2 separate regions of the Homo sapiens genome follow, and region 1 is linked to region 2. A link is an interaction called in ENCODE POLR2A ChIA-PET data of the cell type or tissue named here. Cell type or tissue: K562. All regions are shown on one strand.

Evidence for each region. ChIA-PET counts read pairs that join two places held together with the same protein. Peaks named below come from ENCODE experiments on the same cell type or tissue, not always from the same donor. Only the 100,000 strongest peaks of a DNase experiment are listed, where the experiment ranks them.
Region 1: POLR2A ChIA-PET joins it to region 2 with 5 read pairs; 9 of 35 experiments call an interaction of 5 or more read pairs at or near these places.

Annotation. Positions count from the first base shown.
Region 1 is chr12:93,585,815-93,589,814 of GRCh38, reverse strand. It overlaps a transcript of SOCS2 not described here. Among named protein-coding and RNA genes, the nearest start is that of SOCS2, 15 kb to the right of the region's middle. In K562, no CTCF peak of the experiment used is centred here; a DNase peak (open chromatin) is centred at 1,993.
Region 2 is chr12:93,514,896-93,518,895 of GRCh38, reverse strand. It overlaps MRPL42 (mitochondrial ribosomal protein L42), which reads right to left. Exons shown (of 6, transcript NM_014050.4): 6 at 2,682-4,000. Among named protein-coding and RNA genes, the nearest start is that of MRPL42, 49 kb to the right of the region's middle. In K562, no CTCF peak of the experiment used is centred here; no DNase peak of the experiment used is centred here.

The sequences.
Region 1 (4,000 bases), 71 kb before region 2:
CAAATCAACTTGGAAACGTCTACATGTGTTTCTCCTGGAAAAAGTGCCAGACATCAGTTTTATCTGGCAATCATCAAAATACATCAGACTGCAAATCTATATGTTCCTGGACCTCATAAGAAGCACAGTGAGGAATTTCAGCAAGCGAACCAAAGTACTAAGCTACACTGCAACATCTGCAGTCTACAACATGGGCAACAATACTGACATCAACCACTGCTGCCAAGAACATGCAACAGCAAACAAAACAAAACAAAAACAAACAAAAAAAGGGAATGGGGACATTTCAAATCCATATTCTCAATTTCTGGCTTAAGATTACAGCATTATTTAACCCACCATCACTAAACTCACTTTAATAAAAACAATCAGGAAGCCCAAGCATATGGATTTTTTTATTTGCACATTTTGTATTATTTTATGAGAAGACAAATGATAGAACCCATGGGAATTTAAAAAAAAAATTCCCAGAATGTCAAGGTTGGTATAATTTCTGTAACTAGAATATGGTGTACATGGTGACCTCAAAACAGGAAATGCCTTTGAAATCTATCAGTCATGTATTCAACATCAACTGTGAAAAATATATGATGGGGTCGCAGACTGCAAGGCACTGCCTGCCCAGAATCTGCAGTCTAGCTGGAGAAGATAACACTAAAAGAGTTGAGAAAGGTGTAGGACTGGCAGGCACAGAGGAGGGAAGCAAAGGATGGATGTTTTCCGTGTTTTAAACCATGCTGTACGGTAAATAATGATAGCACTGGGAAGAAAGGAACACATGTGGCAAGCATAAGCATTCTGCTCCAGCCAGAAAACTGCTGGAGGAAATGGGGTCTATGCGTACCCCTACCCCTGCTTTATGTCCCTGATCTATCAACAAATTCACTCTGTCAGGCCAGGCGCGGTGGCTCACGCCTGTAATCCCAGCACTTTGGGAGGCCGAGGCGGGTGGATCACCTGAGGTCAGGAGTTCAAGACCAGCCTGGCCAACATGGCAAAACCCCTTCTCCACTAAAAATAAAAAAAAAAAATTAGCTAGGCTTGGTGGTGCATGCCTGTAGTCCCAGATACTTGGAAGGCTGAGACAGGAGAATTGCTTGAACCTGGGAGGTGGAGATTGCAGTGAGCCAAGAACATGCCATTGCAGTCTAGTCTCTGGGCAACAGAGCGAGACTCTGGCTCAAAAAAAAAAAAAAAAATTCACTGTCTCCAGAATTTCTCACAAATTCTTCCAACTCCTCTTCCTCCTTCTCCCCATCGCTGCCTTAGGCTACACTGACCTCCTCAACGATCACGTTCCTTTGGTGATGTGAGTTTTGACTCACATCCTCTGGTGTGTTGAGTTTTGACTTTTTTTATGGACCCCTTCTCAGAATACTGTGCTTAAATCATAAAATAAAAACAAAAGATACATTATATTAAAATGTAAATATCAAATTATTTTTTATATTTGTCACACAGTTATATATGTTCTTTATTAATTCATTAAGTAACAATTTATGGCAGTGAGTCTAATATCTATAATAATTTCAGTTTAGTGATAAGTGTAAAAGATATTTTGAAATACCTACAACAACTGTAATATGCTATCAGAGCATTTCTACTGGTGATAAACTCACATCTTCTGTTAATTCTACTGTGATCCGTTGCCTAGATTCTTATTTGAAGGAAATGCTAAATTTCAGTTTAGAGGATAGTGAAAATGACAGTATAACGCTTTTTTCCAATCCAAGTTCACAGATCCCAGACATCTTATCCATGGGTCCCTTGCAAGTCTAGGGATAAAGTTCAGAAGCCCTGATCTCAGGTCACGTCCCTCCAGAGCAGCCTCCATATTGCCACCAAATCTGATGCGGTCACTCTGTTGTTCAAAAGCCTTCGATAGCTCCTTCACTTCCCACATAAAATACAAACTCTTTTGAGAGGCAGGCAAAGCCCTGAGTGCTCAGTTCCCTGCCCACCAACTTAGGGTTATCTCCTAGTTGGTTTCCTCTTTTGCATTTGAAGCTCCACCCACAGTGGTAGAACTTATGGGAACAAACTGTGTTCTCTCACACCTTCGTGTGGTCTGCTCTACTTGGAACTGCCTTGCCTGGCTCTTTGGCCTAGCCAAACTTTTTTTTTTTTTTTTTTTTAGACAGAGTCTCGCTCTGTCACCCAGGCTGCAGTGCAGTGGCACAATCTCAGCTCACTGCAACCTCTGCCTCCCAGGTTCAAGCGATTCTCCTGCCTCAGCCTCCCAAGTAGCTGGGACTACAGGCGCGTGCCACCACGCCCGGCTACTTTTTTGTATTTTTAGTAGAGACGGGGTTTCACTGTGTTAGCCAGGATGGTCTCGATCTCCTGACCTCGTGATCTGCCCACCTCTGCCTCCCAAAGTGCTAGGATTACAGGCGTGAGCCACTGCGCCCAGCCACCAACTGATTTTTTAAGTCTCAGATGAAAAGCTGCCTCCTTTCTGATTTCTTTCTTGACTCCTTCAAACAGATCCAGATAGGTCTTCTCTGCTCAGCTGCTCTTTGCAGAGACCTCCGTTGCAGCCATTATCTTATTGTACCATGTATCATGGCATGCTGGCTTGTGTGTTTCTCTGCTATACAGAATCTCCTTGAGGTCGGGGACTATGTTTTTTGTTTTTGTTTTTTCTTTAAGACAGTCTCACTCTGTCACCCAGGCAGGAGTGCAGTGGTGCCATCTCAGCACACTGCAACCTCTGCCTCCCGGGTTCAAGTGATTCTCGTGCCTCAGCCTCCAGAGTAGCTGAGACTACAGGCACACGCCATCACACCTGGCGAATTTTTGTAATTTTAGTAGAAACAGGGTTTTGCCATGTTGGCCAGGCTGGTCTTGAACTCCTGGCCTCAAGTGATCCACCCGTGTCGGCCTCCCAAAGTGCTGGGATTACAGGTGTGAGCCACTGTGCCCGGCCAGGGACTGTGTTTTTTAACATTCCTCAGAACCTTGCTTCATGACTACAACAAGTAGATGCTCAGTAAATATTTATTGAATGAGTGAGTGAATGAATGATTGAAAAAATGAATAACTAAATGAAGGAAATAAATATAAAGACAGAGAAGTTAAAGATAATGCAAAGTTTCAATCTGGGTTAGAGTAGAAAAACTGAAATGAAAAAAAACTGAACGAAGGAAAAAACTGAATTGTGTTCAGTAGAGTTGTAAATTAAGTACATTTTTCATGAATGTAGTAGAGCATAACTGTCCATTAAAACCCAGCATTTATTCTGGTATTTTCGTTATACAGAAATTTGCTACAGAAAAAGGCCTCATCCTAGAAAGAGGTTGCATTCTAAAGCAGGGTTTGCAAACCAGTTGTCTGGAATTTACAATAGAATTTTCCTCAGAAGTAAATTAAAATTGGTGATTAGGTACCCAATTTATCACACAAAAGTCCATTTACTCTCTAATGTGCCTGAAAAGCTTCAAGTCTGATTAAAAACTGGTAGAAAATAATACCATTTAATATTATTGAAATATAGCCAATTAAGCAAAACAGTAAACAATAGGAGTGAATGTGAACATAATTTATTTATCTTGAATATTGACACTGGAGAAAAGACAGATTTAATTTTAGCAAGTGAGAAAACCCAAGAGATGTTTGTGAAGATCAGAAGAACTTCCGGTCATTCAGAAACTTTTTGAGGTTAGTAGCCCTAACTCTTTAATATGGTCAGTCCTCTGTACCCGTGGGTTTCCCATCCACGGATCCAACCAACCACAGAACGAAAATATTTGGGGGAGGGAAAAAAAAGCAATAAAAAATAACAATACAATACTAATAAATAATACAAACCTTTAAAATATAGTATAACAACTATTTACATAGTATTTACATGTATCAGGTATTATTAAGTAATTTAGAGATGATTTAAGGTATATGTGAGGGTGTATGCCGGTTATATGCAAATACTATACCGTTTCATATAAGAGATTTAAGCATCTTCAGATTTTGGTATCCTTGGCAGGGCTTTTGAGGGGGCAGG
Region 2 (4,000 bases):
AATGGGTCAGCCCTACTTAATATAGTTACTCACCTCGAGTCCAATCTACTATGGCCAGGAGGAGGGAATCCCCTTGAGATGCATTTGCAGTAAGAAAATGGGCATTTTCCAGAACAAAAAAGGTTGGGATCAAGTTGGGATCAAGATTGAAGTACAGCTTCAATCTTCTTTGGAAGATTTTAATTCAAATAATGGAACTAAAACATTCCATTATTTCCTTAATAATGAAAAATATTAAAGTCAATAAAAATAATTCTCGGCCGGGCACAGTGGCTCACGCCTGCAATCCCAGCACTTTGGGAGGCCGAGGCGGGCTGATCACGAGGTCAGGAGATCGAGACCATCCTGGCTAACATGGTGAAACCCCGTCTCTACTAAAAATACAAAAAATTAGCCGGGTGAGGTGGCGGGCGCCTGTAGTCCCAGCTACTCATGAGGCTGAGGCAGGAGAATGGCGTGAACCCGGGGGGCGGAGCCTGCAGTGAGCTGAGATTGCACCACTGCCCTCCAGCCTGGGCGACAGAGCGAGACTCGGTCTCAAAAGAAAAATAATAACAATAATAATAATTCTCACTTTAATAAACAAAGTTATAATTGCTTTGTTTATACAAAGCTTTTACACCAGGATAAAATTCTTGGCACAGGTAGCTTTCCCAAACATTTCAAAGGTGGTTTCAGGTTTTGCTTGGTGCCCAGCCTGGGCAGATGGCCTCTTTCCTCAGCTGAGATCACTTCATGTCTATTGAGAAGCAGAGCTTCACCCACATTTCTTAAAAAATGAATCCCAACCTTAGGAGCTCTATTCGCTATCTGGGACTCAAGGTCAAATCATCTTCAAACCTGCTTCTGACCTTAAGCTTCAGTTTGTTGTTGTTTTTGAGGCAGAATCTCACTCTGTTGCCCAGGCTGGAGTGCAGTGGCACAATCTTGGCTCACTGCAACCTTCGCCTCCCAGGCTCAAGCGATTCTCGTGCCTCAGCCTTCCGAGTAGCTGGGATTAGAGGCGTGCACCACCATGCCAGGCTAAGTTTTATATTTTTAGTAGAGAAGGGGTTTCACCATGTCGGCCAGGCTGGTCTTGAACTCATGACCTCAGGTGATCCAATTCGGCCTCCCAAAGTGTTGAGATTATAGGCGTGAGCCACTAGGCCTGGCCTTAAGCTTCAGTTCTGATCATACTATCTCTGCTTTGCGGTTTTTTGTTTTTTTTTTTTGAGACAGGGTTTCACTCTGTTGCCCTGGCTGAGTGTAGTGGCACACTCACGGGTCACAGCAACCTCAACCTCCCAGGCTGAAGGGATCCTCCCACCTTGGCCTCCTGAGTAGCTGGGACTACAGATGCCTGCCACCATGCCTGGCTACTTTATTTTTTGTAGAGACAAGGTCTCTCTCTCTTGCCCAGGCTGGTCTCAAACACCTGGGCTGAAGCAATCCTCCCACCTTGGCCTCCCAAAGTGCTGGGAGTACAGGCATGAGCCACCATGCCCAGCAATGTTTTGTTCATCTTTACCTGAGCCAGGTATCCCCTCTGTACTTCCAGTCCCACGTGTGATCATACAGCCATAACCCTTCACAGACAAGCTTCTTGAAAGGAATACTACACCAGATCTTGGTTTCTAGATACCAGTTTCCACTAAAAGGATACAGGACTCCTTAGAGAAATGGCTGATTCCAGGGCTAGGACAGGAAAGTATAAGAGGAGCCTGAACATCTTATTGTGCCAAAAAACAGAGGTGCTCGAAAAATGATGGGGATATATATCAAATAGCTTGAAGGGCACTTTATCTTACTTGACTTTTTAGCAGCCTATTAAACTACTAATCTCATCCTCCTTGAAACTCTCTCCTCTAACATCTGGTCTTCTGCTTCTGATTATCTTTCCTCATGACAGCTCCTTCTAAGAGTCTTTTCTCATTTTCTGTATCTCATTTTCTGCTCATCCCATAAGTATATGGGATATTCCTTGCTGCCGTGTCCTCAGCCCTTTTCTTTTCTCATTGTTTTCCTTCTCTGGGGGCTCTTTGCCAATCCTACAGCTTCAGCTATTATACACACAATGGGCCAGGCACAGCGGCTCACACCTGTAATCCCAACACTTTGGGAGGTCGAGGCAGGCAGATCGCTTGAGCCCAGGGGTTCGAAACCAGCCTGGGCAACATGGTGAAACCCCGTCTCTACTAAAAACACAAAAATTAGCGAGGTGTGGTGGTATGTACCTGTAGTCCCAGCTACTTGGGAGGCTGAGGTAGGAGGATTTCTTGGGCCCAGGAGGTCAAGGCTGCAGTGAGGCCAGATTGAGCCACTGCACTCCAGCCTGAGCAAGAGTGAGATCCTGCCTTAAAAAAAAAAAAGCTCTCAAATATGTACATTTCTGAGTATATTATGTGTAGCTACAGGTAGGTAGGTAGGTACATGGATGACTGATAGATAGATTCAGCACAGACATCTCTCTTGAGCTCCAGAGTCATAAATCCATCCAATTACTTCTTGGATATCTCCACTTGGAGTAACCTACTAATATCTCAAAGGTAACCTGTTAAAAACTGAAGACATTTTCTTCTTCTCCAGTATTCTTTATTTCTATTACTGGCACTACTCACACCTGACTGTCCAAGCAAGAAACTCTGAAATTATTCTTAACATCAATGCTCTTTAACCAGAGACCACCAGGAACACACCTCTAGTTAAACAAGTTGAGTTTATTACTCATTGCAGCAAAGAAGAACACACAACATAGGGAACCATGGGGTGTCTCAGTATGAGAGTGTTTAGAAGAACCTAGTATAGAATTTGGGATTGGGAGAGGGTCTAAGGAAACGGGTTTGCTCCAGATTGGATACTATCAGAAAGAAGGAGAATTTCATGATTATCTCAATACATCTTCTCTATAGGGAAGGCAGACTAGAGCTGGGACAAAGCTGTCACTGGTAAAGTAGCAGTTGCTCATTTTAGCTGAGAGAGGGTGATTTTTGGTATTTTCTGGATGGCACCATGACCCTCTTTTTGCCTGTGCTTAGACAAAATTACAAAGTGGACTTGTTTTTTCTCACTTTATTAAGGTTTCAGAGTCATCTTGTTTAATGTTGGTATTCTGTGAGACTTATGCCCAATAGGAAAATAACATAGCCTAGCTGTGAATGCCAAGTCAGCTTTCAGATGTCAAGAGCAGCTTTTCTCCCCGCTTTTTCATTAATCACTCTCTGCCATTCCGTGTAAATTAGTTGCCAACCCAGGTGCAGTGGCTGATGTCTGTAATCCCAGCCCTTTGGGAGGCCGACGCGGGCGAATCACTTGAGGTCAGGAGCTCGAGACCAGCCTGGCCAGAATGGCGAAACTCCATCTATACTAAAAATACAAAAATTACCTGGGAATGGTGATGCACACCTGTAGTCCCAGCTACTCAGGAGGTTGAGGCACGAAAATTGCTTGAATCCAGGAGGCAGAGGTTGCAGTGAGCCGAGATCACCCCACTGCACTCCAGCCTGGGCAACACAGCAAGTCTCTGTCTCAAAAAAAAAAAAAAAAAATAGTTGCCAAGGCCTATTAATTTTTACTTCCTATGTATCTCTGGCATTTCTTGGTCCCCTCTTCTCCTTCCTTAATCCAGGCCATTATCATTTGTCAGCTGAATGACTCCATCAGTCACTTAACGGTGTGCCCAGGAGTCCATCGTGCTTCCGTTCCAGCCCATCCTCCATGGTCTCCCTGTAGCCAGAGTGAAGGCTCTGAATGCATCATCCCCTGCCAAAAATCTTCTTTGGTTACATTACCAGCTGTTACTAACATTTAAATGGTAAAATTAAAAATCAGTGAGGTTAGCAATGAAAATAAACTTTTTTCTTTTCTCCCGAAAAGGAATCAAGAAGGGTGGAGAGTGTATCTGCAGAAGGAATCAGCTGAGTTTGGAGACTATTTTGATATCCTGATTCCCTCTTAAGAAATGATGACTCAATGCAAATCAAGAGGATGACATGACTGCTAAAAAATGTAATGCATTATT